3 separate regions of the Homo sapiens genome follow, and all the other regions are linked to region 2. Evidence: chromatin contacts called from ENCODE Hi-C or POLR2A ChIA-PET data. All regions are on one chromosome and are shown on one strand. The core of a region is the stretch at or near the end of the contact, and the rest is flanking DNA. Distances in the headings are between cores, read along the strand shown.

Region 1 (4,759 bases), core at 1,117-3,616, 150 kb after region 2:
CAGCAAACACCATCCTAACCTATCAGTCCCCATGACCTGCTTGGGGAGGTAGAGACCAAACAGGTAATCACGCAGATATATACTCAGAAGTTCAGAAGTACTTCTTTTTGTTTTGTTTTGTTTCGTTGAGATGTAGTCTCACTCTGCTGTCCAGGCTGGAGTGCAGTGGTATGATCCTGGCTCACTGCAACCTCTGCCTCCCGGGTTCAAGCAATTCTCCTGCCTCAGCCTCCCGAGAAGCTGGGATTATAGGTGCCCACCACTATGCCCAGCTAATTTTTTGTATTTTTGGTAGAGACGGGGTTTCACCATATTGGCCAGGCTGGTCTCAAACTCCTGACCTTGTGATCTGCCTGCCTCGGCCTCCCAAAGTGTTGGGATTACAGGCTTGAGCCACCGCGCCCAGCCTCAGAAGTACTTCTACGCAGGGCTTTGTTATCTGAAATGGAGTCAGGTACATACACAGGAAACTGATTTGCGGGAGGGCAGGGCAATGACCTGGCTGTGGGGCTGAGAGCAGAGGATGGAGGGGCTGAGCCAGTGGAGACCAGGGTGACGGCATTCCCGGATGCAGGAGGGCTTGTGCAAAGCCCTGAGATGGGAGGAGCGGGTCATTCTTTTCTGGGACTGAGAAGCTGAGTGCAGAGTGAAGAGGAGAGAGGTCTGAGATGAGGCCGAAGGTGGCCAGCAGGGCCATACCATGGGGCCTTGTGGGTCACAATGGGGATGTTGACCTTTAAACGAAGAGCACTGGAGAGCCATTGACAGAATGGTGAAATTAAATGAGATGTATCACAGAACATTCTTAACCCATGGTTAGTGCTCAATAAATGTTGCTATTATTATCATCATTATTATTTTCTTACTTTCTCTACCTTCTAGGTGTCAGGTCAGAGAATTCCCTTGGATCCCAAAAGGGCCTGACTAGGCCGGGCCAGCTATGTTCCTTGACTAGGAAGGACCCCAGAACTAGCCCGACCGTTTTCAGGAAAGGGAGTGCAAATCCGGAGGGCATCTGCAACATGCCCCCAACGTCACCAGAGAGGCAGTGCTGGAACTTGAACCCAGGGCTCTGACTCCAGGCCCAGAGCTCCCTCACTCCATCCCCACTGCTAAAAGCAAGTCCTCATCACCTCTCTGCCCTGCCTGAAATCCTCGGTGGCTCCCCAGTGCCTCCAGCATGCCCCCAGCCTGGCATTCAAGGCCCCTGCTTGGGGTTATTTCTCTCTCCCTTCATGTGAACCCTAACCCAAAGCAAAGAGCACTGCTCCGCGATGCCAGAGGACACAAGGGCCCCTGCTCTCACACACCCCTGGTGCCTTCCTCACCTGGAATGCCGCCAATGGAGGCGTCCCTAAGGCCCAGGGTGCCAGCCTGTCCTCCTGTGTTAGTTCCCTATCTCTGCTGTAACAAATTTCCACAGACTTAGTGGCTTAAAACAATGTAAGTTAAAGGCCTGGTGCAGTGGCTTACACCTGTAATCCCAACACTTTGGGATGCCAAGGCGGGCAGATCACTTGAGGCCAGGAGTTTGAGACCAGCCAGGCCAAAGTAGTGAAACCTCATCTCTACTAAAAATACAAAAATTAGCCAGGCGTGGTGGCGGGTGCATGTAGTCCCAGCTACTCCAGAGGCTGAGGCAGAATCGCTTGAACCCAGGAGGTGGAGTTTGCAGTGAGCCAAGATCGTGCCACTGCATTCCAGCCTGAGTGACAGAGGGTGACTCCATTTCAAAAAAAAAAAAAAAAAAAAAGGAAAAGAAAAGAAAACATAACTTCATTATCTTACAGATCTGGAAGATGGAAGTGTGACATGGGTCTCACAGGGCTAAAGTCAAAGTGTCCACAGCAGAGCCTCGTTCCTTCTGGAGGCTCCTTCCGGAGAATCTGTTTCCTTCCTTTCCCAGCCTCTAGAGGCTGCCTGCATTCCTTGGCTTGTGGCCCCTTCCTCCACCTTCAAAGCCAGCAACGGAGGGCTGAGTCCTCACACTGCATCTCTCTGTTCTCTCTCCTGCCGCCTCCTCCTCCACACTGAAGGACCCTTGTGATCACAATGGGCCCCCAGATGATCCAGGATAATCTCCCTGTTTGAAGGTCGGCTGATTAGCAACCTTCATTCCATCTGCTACCTTATCCTTGGCCATGTCACCTGGCACCTCCATGCATAATCACAGGATTAGGATCTGGAGTGCGGGGAGACCCTTGTTCTGCTGGCCACACCTCCCCTCTTCCCTCACCGGAGCCTGCTCTGTCTCTCCTCAGCATCCTCTTCAGGCAGGTGCTCTCAGACAGACAACCAGGAAGTGCATGCCGCCCACGCTTCCGGGGAGGAAACAAAAGGTCCTCCCAACACACCTTTGGGGGTTGTTTTTGAGTTTGTAAAGGGCTTTCACACGCTTGAGGGTTAGTATTTGTTCTGCTCCACATCTGAGAAAGCTCATGTGAGAGAGGCCAAGTGGCTGGGCCGGGCTTGCAGGGTGAGGAATGAACTGTTGCTGGGCTCACCCCCAGGCCTGACCCCAGCGCTTCCCCTTCTTCCCCACTGAAACAGCCTCGCCTCCCCCAGTCCATCGTAATGGTTTTCCAAGGCCACTTCAAGTGAATCCTGTGGCCAATCTGCCCTTATTTCTGGCTTCTTGCCAAAAGTCATGAGGTCACACTTGAAAGACTTCCTCAAAGCCTGCAAGCCATCGTGCTGGAGGTTTCTGCTTGAATTAGAAGCAGGAATTGTTCCCCATATGCTGCCAATGGGGCTGTCAGAGGTGCAGGTTTCCAGGGGAGCTATTAGTCAATAAGTCTCAAAAGCCTTAAACAGGAGCACTCCTTTTACCCATCGGTGCCACAGGAAGCCATGGACAAAAGCGCAGAAATGTACATGCTAGGTTTGTGTCATAGCATCGTGTGGAAAGCAAAATATCCAAGCTACCCAAGATGTCCATCACTAGGGCCTCGATTCAATAAAATGCTGTAGCCAGGCGCTGTGGCTCACGCCTGTAATCCCAGCACTTTGGGAGGCTGAGGCAGGCGGATCACCTGAGGTCGGGAGTCTGAGACCACCCTGGCCAACATAGTGAAACCCTGTCTCTACGAAAAATACAAAAATTAGCTGGTCGTAGTGGCGCGTGCCTGTAGTCCCAGCTACTTGGGAGGCTGAGGCAGGAGAATCGCTTGAACCTGGGAGGTGGAGGTTGCAGTGAGCTGAGATTGTGCCACTGGACTCCAGCCTGGGCAACAGAGTGAGACTCCATCCCCCCACCACCCCCCCCCAAAAAAAAAATATATATATAAAATAAAATAAAATGCTGTATCCACTGTTGTAGCACTACACAGTCATTACAGATCTTTTTGTAATGCTAATCTTCTCTGTATCATTCCAATTTTTAGTATATGTGCTGCCGAAGCAAACACAACAAATCTCAAGGTAGATTTCCATTTACTGATGAGATACTGAGATAGCCTGGAACAAGGACACGAAAATTCCCCACTTCATTAGTCATCAGGGAAATGAGAATTAAAGCCAAAAGGAAATACATCTACATATCTATTAGAATAGCTAAATTTGGCCGGGCAAGGTGGCTCACACCTGTAATCCCAGCACTTTGAGGCTGAGACGGAAGGATCACTGGAGCCCAGGAGTTCGAGACCAACCTGGGCTGCATAGTGAGACCCCTGTCTCTCCAAAAAAAAAAAAAAAAAAAAAAAAAAAATTAGCTGGGCGTGGTGGTACAGCTACTTGGGAGGCTGAGGCATGAGGTTCGCTTGAGCCTGGGAGGCAGAGGCTGCAGTGAGCCAAGACTGAATCACCGCACTCCAGCCTGGGTGACAGAGTGAGACCCTGTCTCAAAAGAAAAAACAAAAGCAGGTTCTCTATGTACAGTTTGATTTCCTTTCTGGGGAAACAGAAGTGTGTGTGTATGTGTTTTCTGAGTAATGGGATCGGAGGTGAGGTAGGCTTTTTTCTTTAAAGTTTTCCGCATTTGCGTGATGCTTTTTTAAAAAATCATACATCTGCATTTATATTTATAATAAATAAAGCAATTTCCATTTTGTAAGAGGAAAAGAAAACAAGTGCCCCGAGCAGAGCCTGGCCCCTGCTGACCTCACGGAGGCTCCTCTTCCCTGGCTGGTCCTGTCCAGCCGGAGACGGGAGTTGACACAGACTCGAGGGCTTCCTGTGCTGTGGCAGCTGGGCTCTTCCCCAGGCGTGCAGCGGCTCCCAGGGCAGTGATGGGAGCCGCAGTGCAGATGCTTCCCGGAAGGCTCAGGGTCAGCCTCAGCTAGACCAGTAAATCACCCACTGGTGCCGGCCCTGGCTGTGCTGCCTGCCGCAGGGGTGGGAGCATTTCCTCTGCAGAGGCAGGGCCAGCATTTTGGGGAAATGCACAGCATGGTGCATTTGGAAGAGCGTGGAAGCCCACTCACAGTTAGCTTTGAGTGGTTGAGTAATTTATTTATGTATTTATTAAATTAATTAATTAATTAATTAATTTTTTGAGACAAAGTCTTGCTCTGTTGCTCAGGCCGGAGTACAGTGGTATGATCTCAGCTCACTGCAACCTCCACTTCCCAGGTTCAAGGGATTCTTCCACCTCAGCCTCACGAGTAGCTGGGACTATACAGGTGCCTGCCACCATGCCCAGCTAATTTTTGTATTTTTAATAGGGACGGGGGTTTCACCATATTGGCCAGGCTGGTCTTGAATTCCTGGCCTCAGGTAATCTGCCTGCCTCAGCCTCCCAAAGTGCTGGGATTGGCTGGGT
Region 2 (4,680 bases), core at 104-2,603:
GTACTTAGTGGATGGTCATTATTATCAATATTTCGAACTCTGTGTCCTGGGATACAGGCTAGGAGGAGGAATTGGGGAGGCAGGTGCCCCACACCCCTCCAGGCCAGGCTTTATCTGTGTCAAGGGTACTTCCCAGTTCCAAGCCTTTGCTTCTGCCTGGGACACCACCCTCCTCCCCACTGTTCTAAGTCCTGTCTGCCAACATCCACTTAATGTGACCTCCTGGGAAGCTCTTCCTGATGCTCCCAACAGCATTGCCCAATGCAGAGCTACCTGAAACTATTGTGATGGATGTACAACCCTGGGAATACACAAAAGCCTACTGAACTGTACAGTATGGGTAAGTTGTATAGCTCAATAAAGCTGTTACGCCAAACAAAACAAAGAGCATGCACCATACTTACACCACATTTACTAAATCCTCAGTGTATGTTAACATGCCAATCTTTACTATACCAAAGATAATAATGACGATAACCATTTACTGAACTCTTGCATGCTAGAACCTGCTAAGGATTTTCCTTTTTTTTGCATTTAATTCTGACACATCCCAGTGCAGCAGACACTAATCGTTATTCCTATTTTATAGAGGGGGAAACTGAGGCTGAAGAAGGTGAGAAGGGAGCCGATGGTTCTCTTCACACCCCACCCCTGCACTCGTAAGCACGCAAAAGGCTGCTCTGTAAGCTGCTGACATTTGGCAAGGCTGTGAGGCTACACCAGCAAAGCCGGGTGGCTGGGGATGCTGAATCGGCAGAGCGACGCCCCCGCGTCCCCAACTCCACGTCCCGGCCCGGCCCCTCCGCTAAGCTCAACCCTGCCTCCCTCAGGTGCCTCGGTCTCCCCCAGGACTGAAGGAAGTGGTGGAGCAAGGCCCACAAGGGCGAGTGTCCCCGAAGCTGCCTTAGTTTCCCCATCTGTAAAACGGGACTGGTGACCTGCAGCTCTCACGGGGCTGGGAACCGGCTCGCGGGTGCTCGCCCTGCATCCGAGACAGCACCTACAACTCCGGACCCGCTCGGGGCGGAATGGGTGGGCTCTTTGTTCCCTTCCGAGACCCCATCTCGATTCCCCTTCCCGGGAGGGCAGCCCTGAAAATGCAAGGTTGCTCCAGCAGCCCCCTCGGGTCACCTGCTTCCCCGAAGCCGTCCTCCTCGCCTTCCGCTCCCGCCTCCACCGGCATCCCCAGGTCTCCGTTGGGGCCCGACATTGCGGGCTCGGGCGCCCGAAGGGCCGCGCGACGATGGAACGCGGCGACCGTCGCGCCGAAAGCCGGCGCCGGATGGAAGGTGGAGGCGGCGGATAGAACACGGGCCGGAAGGGTAGAACGCGGCAGCAGATCTCCGCCCAGAGGCCGGTGCCCCGCCCCTGAAGCCGGAATCCCGCAGCTCCCGCTCCGCCCCGCCCCGCCCCCAGCCGGAACTCCGCCCCCGCCGCTGTTCTGGCCCCGCCCTACCTCCAGACTCCACCCCCACCACCGGACTCCCGCCTCCACCTCCCTCACAGTCGAACTCCGCCCATTCCGCCCCCGGCCTCGCCCCTCTCCCGGGCGCTGGGCGGGGCCACCACGGGGCTGCCCCTGGAAAAGCCCAGGAGTAGGGAGGTCCGGGAGGAGCGGCGGGAGACCGTCCAAGCCCATCTGCTGCTTCGGCCCCTCCGCGTTGGCGAAATCGAAAACGGGGTTTCCTTGTTATTTTTTGAGATAGGGCCTGGCCCTGTCTTCCAGGCTGGAATGCAGTGGGGTGATCTCTGCCTCCCAGCCTGAAGCGATCCTCCCACCTGAGCCTCCAGAGTAGCTGGGACTACAGACGGCTGCACCACGCTGGCTATTGTATTTTTTGGAGACGGGGGGGGGGGGGGGGGAGGGGTTTCGCCATGTTACCCAGGCTGCTCTCGAACTCCTGAGCTCGAGCCATCCACCCGCCTCAGCCTACCAAAATGCTGGGATTACAGGCACGAGCTACTGGGCCCAGCCTTGGAAACGGGGTTTCCACACCTCTTGTGGCTTCCGGATATACCTCTTGTGGCTTCCGGATATTCTTCTTCACAGCCTCGCTGAGAGTCACGAAGGGTCTCCTTCCTCTTTGCCTCTCTGCCTGCACCCCAGTGGAGAGGACCCAACACCCCTACCCCTGGATCTGGGCCTTCCTGGTCTTCAGCGCTTCTCTTAGGGCTCATTGGTTACAACCTGTGGGTGGGAATCAGGCTGGACTCCAGCTCTGGACAAGAGAAACAGGAACATTAGCTAGGCGGGGTGGCTCCCACCTGTAATCCCAGCGCTACGGGAGGCCGAGGTGGGAGGATTGCTTGAGCCTAGGAGTTGGAGACCAGCCTGGGAAACATAGTGAGACACCCTACTCCCACCCCCGCCCACTCAGCCCCCCCCACCCCCGTCTCTACAGAAAGCACAAAAAAAATTAGCCAGACCTGGTGGCATGCACCTTAGTTGCAGCTGTTTGGGAGGCTAAGGCAGGAGGATCACTTGGGCCCAGGAGTTCGAGGCTATAGTGAGCTATGACTGCACCACTGCACTACAGCCTGGGCAACAGAGTGAGACCCTGTCTTTAAAAAAAAAAAAATTAATTAATTAATTAAAAATAAAATGTTTAATTAGCCAGGTGTGGTGGTACACGCCTGTAGTCCCAGCTACTCAGGAGGCTGAGGCAGGAGAATCACTTGAACTGGGAGGCAGAAGTTGCAGTGAGCAGAGATCGTGCCCTTGCACTCCAGCCTAAGCAACAGAGCAAGACCCTGTCTCAAAAAAAAGAAAAAAAAAGGCCAGGCCTGGTGGCTCACGCCTGTAATCCCAGCACTTTGGGAGGCCGAGGCGGGCAGATCACGAGGTCAGGAGTTTGAGACCAGCCTGACCAACATGGTGAAAACCCGTCTCTACTAAAAATACAAAAATAAGCCGGGCGTGGTGGCGTGTGCCTGTAATCCCAGCTGCTCAGGAGGCTGAGGTGGGAGAATCACTTGAACCCACGAGGCAGAGGTTGCAGTGAGCTGAGACTGCACCACTGCACTCCAGCCTGGACAACAGAGCGAAAATCCGTCTCAAAAAATAAATAAATAAAAAGTTTGGCCTGGAGCAGACCTACCTTTGTTTGTTTGTTTGTTTTGAGACAGAGTCTTGCTCTGTTGCCCAGGCTGGAGTGCAGTGGCATGATCTCAGCTCACTGCAACCTCTCCTTCCCGGGTTCAAGCAATTCTTGTGCCTCGGCCTCCTGAGTAGCTGGGATTACATGTGCCTGCCACCACACCCAGCTAATTTTTTTTATTTTTAGTAGAGACGAGGTTTCACCATGTTGCCCTGGCTGGTCTCAAACTCCTGACTTCAGGTGATCCACCTGCCTTGGCTTCCCAAAATGCTGGGATTACAGGTGTGAGCCACCATGCCCGGCCTGGACCTACCTCTTTTTTTTTTTTTTTTTGAGACGGAGTCTTGCCCTGTCGCCAGGCTGGAGTGCAATGGCGCAATCTTGGCTCACTGCAACCTCCACATCCTGGGTTCAAGTGATTCTCCTGCCTCAGCCTCCTGAGTAGCTGGGACTACAGGCACACGCCACCACGCCCAGCTAATTTTTGTATTTTTAGTAGAGACGGGGTTTCACAATGTTTGTCAGAATGGTCTCGATCTCTTGACCTCGTGATCAGCCCACCTCGGCCTCCCAAAGTGCTGGGATTATAGGCATAAGCCACCGCGCCTGGTCCCTGGAGCTACCTTTTTAAGTTGAACTTTGAGAAGCCAAAGAGAAAAAAAGATTAAATAAAAATTTAATTTTTTTTTTTTTTTGAGACAGAGTCTCACTCTGTCACCCAGGCTGGAGTGCAGTGGTGCGACCTTGGCCCACTGCAACCTCTGCCTCCCGGGTTCAAGCAATTCTCCTGCCTCAGCCTCCCGAGTAGCTGGGATTACAGGTGTATGCCACCATGCCCGGCTAATTTTTGTATTTTTAGTTTCACCATATTGGCCAGGCTCGTCTCGAACTCCTGACCTCAGGTGATCCACCCGCCTTGGCCCCCCAGAGTGCTGGGATTACAAGTGTAAACCACCATTCCTGGCTAGATTTAATTTTTTAAAAAATAAAGAGAAGTAGGAATAGTTCATTTTAGGGAGAGCCCCTTAACTGGGACAGGGGCAGGACAGGGGTGAGGCTTCCCTTAGTTCAAGCTCACCTCAAACCCACCCAGGACTGTGTGTCACATTCTCCAATAAAGGAAAGGTTTGCTGCCCCCGCCTGTGAGTGCTGCAGTGGAGGGTAGAGGGCCGTGGGCAGAGTGCTTCATGGACTGCTCATCAAGAAAGGCTTCATGACAATCGGCCCAGCTGCTGTCATCCCACATTCTACTTCCAGCTAGGAGAAGGCGGCTTGCCCACAGTCACCCAGCCGGCAAGTGTCACCCCTGGGTTGGACCCAGAGCTATGATCCTGCCCAGGGGTCCAGCTGAGAATCAGGCCCACGTTCTAGGCAGAGGGGCTCACCTACTGGGACTCCAGTAGCTGTAGTGCATGGAGGCATCATGGCTGCAGCAGCCTGGACCTGGTCTCACACTGGCTGTCCCTGTGGGCAGGCCATCCTCAATGCCAGGTCAGGCCCAAGCATGTATCCCAGACAATGACAATGGGGTGGAATCCTCTCTTGTCCCAGAAGCCACCCTCACTGTTCTACCTGAGGAAGG
Region 3 (4,844 bases), core at 1,828-4,327, 180 kb before region 2:
ACAGAGTCCTCAGGACCCCTTGCAGATGTCTCAACACACTTGGTGTTCAATGTACGTCCTAGGCCAAGCCTGCCCAAGGCCTGGGAGCCTCAAGTTAGGGAGATTCCCTGGGAGAAGACTTTGACCTTGGAGATGGAGGGACCAGGTACTATTGCCAGGGTACGGGTGTGGAGCAGAGGCTGCTGTTCTGGAACTCAGCTCAGCTGCCCTGTGCTGGTAGAGAACATGAGGTCTGGCCTGGGGAGATTTGGGGGACCAGAAGCTCACTGTAGTGTGGCAGACCCCAGGAAAGGCTGGGCCAGGTACTCACAAGATATCGCGCCTGATGGTCTTGATGAAGACCCGGATGAAGCGCCAGCCGCCAGATCCCAAGTAGAGGAACAACAGGGAGAATCCCACCTGGGTCCAGGGCAGTTTCAGCACCAGCTTGGAGAACAGCAGCACCCCCACCAGAGAGGCTCCAAGCAGCATTGTGGCCTGCGGACACAGGGCAGTTAGTGGACCCAAACACCCAACCCTCCAGGTCTCCTACCTCCCAGCCCAGACAGCCAGGCCACTGTGATCCCAAGGGGACAGCCTGTGGTAAGGCTTAGCCATACTGAGTTGGGTGACTGACCACAGGGGTCCCTTTCCAGGCTTGGCCTGGAAGGGGCAGGCTAGGGGCTTGGCACTTGAGGTGAGGAATTCCAAGAGTGAGAAGCAGGAGGCTGGTTCTCGTCTCATAGTCCCATCTCTGCCCACCATTCTCCAAGTGACCTTGGGCAAGACCTTTTCACATTTTAGACCTTAGTATCTGCCCTCTGTGCAATGGGTGTAGTGAGACGTGTTCTTTTTTTTTTTAAGTTTTTAAACTTTTTATTTGCATATTAAAAAAACTGTGCATTCCAATAATTAAAATCATTTGAACAAAAAAAAAAATGGCACTCTGATTAAACTGCATTACAGCCTGCAGGACACCTTGGGCCAGCCTGGTTTTACTCTAGATTTCACTGTCGTCCCACCCCACTTCTTCCTTCACCAACAAGCAAGTTCTTTCCTTCCCTGCCAGCCAGATAGACAGATGGGAGAGGCAGGCGCAGCCTTCGTTGTCAGTAGTTCTTTGATGTGAAAGGGGCAGCATAGTCATTTAAACTTGATCCAACCTCTTTGCATCTTACAAAGTTAAACAGCTAAAAGAAGTAAAATAAGAAGGCAATACTTGTGGAATGTACAATGCATATTGGCGGTGCACGCCTCATTACGATTCGCTTGCTTGCTTCTCCTGTTCAATCGTTTCTTTGGAAGGCAGTGGATTTTTCTCTTGCATCTCTGTCTTCTTCAGTTTCGACTTATCGAATTTCTCAATCTCAGCCATATCGGGTTTGTCAGACATGGTTGCGGAGGAAAAGCGGAGCGAGGCATGCGAGAACGAGCGAAGTCTGGTCTGCGCAGTGGCCACCACCGAGTTGTCCTGAGACGTGTTCTAAGAGGCTTTTCTAGCCAAAACATGACAGTTCACTCTTCTGACATCCAGGGTCCCTAAAACCGGATGGCCTGGGGGTGGGTACTGACTTAAGAGCCTCTGGCTCGCTGGCAGTGGTGGCTCACACCTGTAATCCCAGCACTTTGGGAGGCCGAGGCAGGCGGATCATGACGTCAGGAGTTCGAGACCACCCTGACCAAGATGGTGAAACCCTGTCTCTACTAAAAATACAAAAATTAGCCAGGCATGGTGGCACACACCTGTAACCCCAGCTACTCAGGAGGCTGAGGCAGAAGAATTGCTTGAACCCGGGAGGCGGAGGTTCCATTGAGCCGAGATTGTGCCACTGCACTCCAGCCTGGGAGACAGAGCGAGACTCCGTCTCAAAAAAAGAAAAAAAAAGTCTCTGGCTCGACTCCCCACCCAGAACCCAGGGAGGTTCTGTGGATGACCAGGCCAAGTCAAAGGGGCAGCTCCCTGGAAAAGGAGCCCTGCTTGGTCCCTGCCCATAGACTCAGGTATCGCAGTGCGTCTGTTGGTCTATAGAGGGCGACCCAGAAAACGAGTTAGAGCCTGGAAGTGCTTGAAAGGTGACCGCCCAGGGGGCAAAGCTGATTGAGGGAGGCGAGGAGGACCTTGAAGACACCACCACCCATCACACAGACACACACAGCCACTCGGATGAATCTTTGGGGTCTAGGGCTTAGGGGAAGGCGAATGACTTGACTGTGCTTCAGGGGCTGGGTTGAGCTAGGACTCTTGGGTTCTATTCCTGGAGCTTTGAGGACTCGATCAAGGGGACATCTGATGGGACTGTTTTTCTCCGAGTTTTCCTGTTCTTGGGAGTAGATGAAGGTCACAAATGTGAAATGGCCTGAGAGCCTCCAAGCCAGGAAAAGGGAATGGTCTGGACCACAAGAAGCCCTGGGAGACCATCTCCCCCTCCCCCTCGCGAAAAGCAAAAGCCGGGGGCGGGGGAACTGAACCAGAGTCCTCAACCCCAACGCCAGGGTCCAGGGTCCTCAGATCTCTGGCCTCCCATAGCCCGCCATAGCAGAGGGGCAGGAACCTGTCCTGGAAGGCTGGGGCAAGAAGAGGCCAGAAGAGGGTGACTAGTTCCCTCGGGCCCCTGTCCCGGGTCACGCGTGCCGCCCTCGCCCCTAGACAGCAAGGTAACAGTGCGTCTGTCGGGGAAATAGCGCCGCAGGGCGCGCCCCCCACCTGGGGTCCGCACCGCCACCTCGCCCGACTCGGCCTGGCACATGTCCCCACCCGGGAACCCACCAGCCCGGTCTATGCTCACCCGGCGTCGGCTCCGCCGCGCGGCGCCCCGTCCAGATGCGGCCCGGTTGCAGCAGCGTAGACAGCGTGAGGGGCATTAGCCGCCCCTGGACGCACGGAGCCGGGTCTCAGCAGGGTTTAGCCGGCTCTGCGCCCTGCATGGCCCGGCCGCCCCGCCAGCCCCGCCCGCCGCCCGGCCCCGCCCGCCGCGCTCCTACCCCGCCCGCCTCCCGCACCCCAAACCTGCTGTGCCAGGCCGCAGCACCGCCTGCCGCACCTTCCCCGAAGCCGGCAAGCCACAGAGCCGGCGGCGCAGCGCAGCCCCAGCGCGCCTGACGCCGCTCGGCCCCAGCCCGCCCTGCTCGCGCAACGGCTTCGGGCGGCGCCGCCGCGCGGCACGCTGGGAGTTGTAGTCCACGCCGCGCGGCCCCACCCAGCCGAGGAGACCCCCGAGTCCGCGAGGAGACAGGCGGGCTTCACCCCGGCCCTTCCTCCCTGCCGACCCCGGCCCTTGCCCCCTGCTGTCCCCAGCGCCCGGATGTAGGAAGAGCACCCCAGTCCACACCACAGCCGAAAACCCGGAGCACGCTCTCGGGCCCCGGCCGAGTTCAGCAAACACCCAGCACCACACCTAGAAGCTCGCTAAGAGGGCGGTTTCAGGCAGAGGTGAGCGGGGCGGCCGGGTTCCGCAGCCGGCTCTGTGGCGCAATGGATAGCGCATTGGACTTCTAGCTGAGCCTAGTGTGGTCATTCAAAGGTTGTGGGTTCGAGTCCCACCAGAGTCGAATTTTGATGGCTCCTACTCCCTGACTTTCACCTGCGTGTTTTAAGGACTCCAGGACCTATCTAACAAATAAGGTTCAGAACGAAAATCATAAGTCACACCCAACTTTGCTGCGACACAGCCATAAACCTGGTGTCTAGGTGACTACGAGAAATCCTTTCTCGTACCATGGTGTCTTGTGAGCAGCCTGGCACACCTGTTGGCACAAAGGACACGGATTTGGAGGCCCTTAGTTAACTTCACCATCTATGATCTCTGGTCCCTGCAACAAATCAGTTAACCTATATTTGTCATGCCACCCTTATTTGTCATGCCACCTCCAGAGCCATAGGCGAGTGGCCAGATTCTCGGCCCTGTTGGGACTCTTGGCCTCTGAAAAATTGGTTTCTTGTTAAGTAACCATGTTGGGCATCCACAGTTGCCACTTGTCCTTAAACATTAATAGATCCCTGGGAGGCTGAGGCAGGAGAATTGCTTGAACCTGGGAGGCGGAAGTCGCAGTAAGCCGAGGTTGCGCCACTGCACTCCAGCCTGGGCGACAGAGCAAGTCTCCATCTCAAAAAAAAAAAAAAAAAAAAAAAAAAAAAAGATTCTGGGACTGGCGTGGTGGCTCAAGCTTGTAATCCCAGCACTTTTGGAGGCTGAGGCAGGAGGATCACTTCAGCCAGGAGTTCAAGACCAGCCTGGGCAACATAGTGAGACTCTGCCTCTACAGGAAAAAAAAAAAAATTAGCCAGGTAGCTCTTGCTTGTACTCCCAGCTACTCAGGAAGATGAGGTGGGAGGATTGCTTGAGCTCTGGAACTTGGGGCTGCAGTGAGCTGTGATTGCACCACTAAACTCCACCCTGGGCAACAAAGTAAGACCGTGTCTCAAAAAATAAAAATAAGCTGGGCACAGTGGCTCATGCCTGTAATCCCAGCACTTTGGGAGGTTGAGGTGGGCAGATCACATGACGTCAGGAGTTCGAGACCAGTCTGGCCAACAGGGCGAAACCCTGTCTCTATTAAAAATACAAAACTTAGCCGAGCGTGGTGGTGCACGTCTGTAATCCTAGCTACTCAGGAGCTGAGGCAAGAGAATCACTGAACCCGGGAGGCAAAGGTTGCAGTGAGCCGAGATTGGGCCACTGCACTCCAGCCTGAGCAACAGAGCAGTGAGAGCCTGTCTCAGAAAACTAATAATAATAAAAATAAAGATGAAATTTTGGTCTGATAAGGATTTGGACCTATTTCTTCTGGAATATAGGGTGCCTCCTTTTGGGGACTTGAGTAAATTCCAGCACCACATCCTTCATGGGTATCACCATCAGGAGGCA

What was found. A loop is a pair of places that touch in the nucleus more often than their neighbours do. ChIA-PET counts read pairs that join two places held with the same protein, here RNA polymerase II (POLR2A). Pooled maps may share reads with other maps.
Region 1: a loop to region 2 is called in a pooled map, with 4 times the contacts of the local background. The contact joins the enhancer-like site here to the promoter of BBLN in region 2. A Hi-C loop is called at or near these places in 3 of 50 pooled maps. POLR2A ChIA-PET finds 5 or more read pairs at or near these places in 4 of 52 experiments (BJ, OCI-LY7, PC-9 and 1 more).
Region 3: a loop to region 2 is called in a map of B cell, with 30 times the contacts of the local background. The contact joins the promoter of SLC27A4 here to the promoter of BBLN in region 2. A Hi-C loop is called at or near these places in 2 of 168 maps with a recorded cell type or tissue (B cell and naive thymus-derived CD4-positive, alpha-beta T cell), 8 of 37 single-sample maps with no recorded cell type and 12 of 50 pooled maps. POLR2A ChIA-PET finds 5 or more read pairs at or near these places in 2 of 52 experiments (K562 and PC-9).

What each region holds. Positions count from the first base shown.
Region 1 is chr9:128,005,583-128,010,341 of GRCh38, reverse strand. No RefSeq gene overlaps it. Among named protein-coding and RNA genes, the nearest start is that of EEIG1, 27 kb to the right of the region's middle. RefSeq lists enhancers at 2,113-2,172, 2,473-2,712. Within about 2 kb of position 2,366, at least 25 of the 41 ENCODE cell types and tissues checked have a DNase peak (open chromatin) inside an H3K27ac peak, as active enhancers do; they include OCI-LY7 and PC-9, where a contact is called at or near this core.
Region 2 is chr9:128,156,938-128,161,617 of GRCh38, reverse strand. It overlaps BBLN (bublin coiled coil protein), which reads right to left and starts at 1,353. Exons shown (of 2, transcript NM_024112.4): 1 at 1,132-1,353. The coding sequence starts at 1,210. RefSeq lists silencers at 1,104-1,193, 1,404-1,613, 3,633-3,828 and enhancers at 545-1,498, 1,499-2,452.
Region 3 is chr9:128,338,760-128,343,603 of GRCh38, reverse strand. SLC27A4 (solute carrier family 27 member 4) reads right to left here and starts at 3,077. Exons shown (of 13, transcript NM_005094.4): 1 at 2,766-3,077; 2 at 311-477. The coding sequence starts at 471. TRR-TCT3-1 (tRNA-Arg (anticodon TCT) 3-1) reads left to right here and starts at 3,438; the gene lies at 3,438-3,528. It also overlaps the pseudogene TMSB4XP4. RefSeq lists an enhancer at 1,735-1,914 and silencers at 2,551-2,950, 3,021-3,430, 3,059-3,700.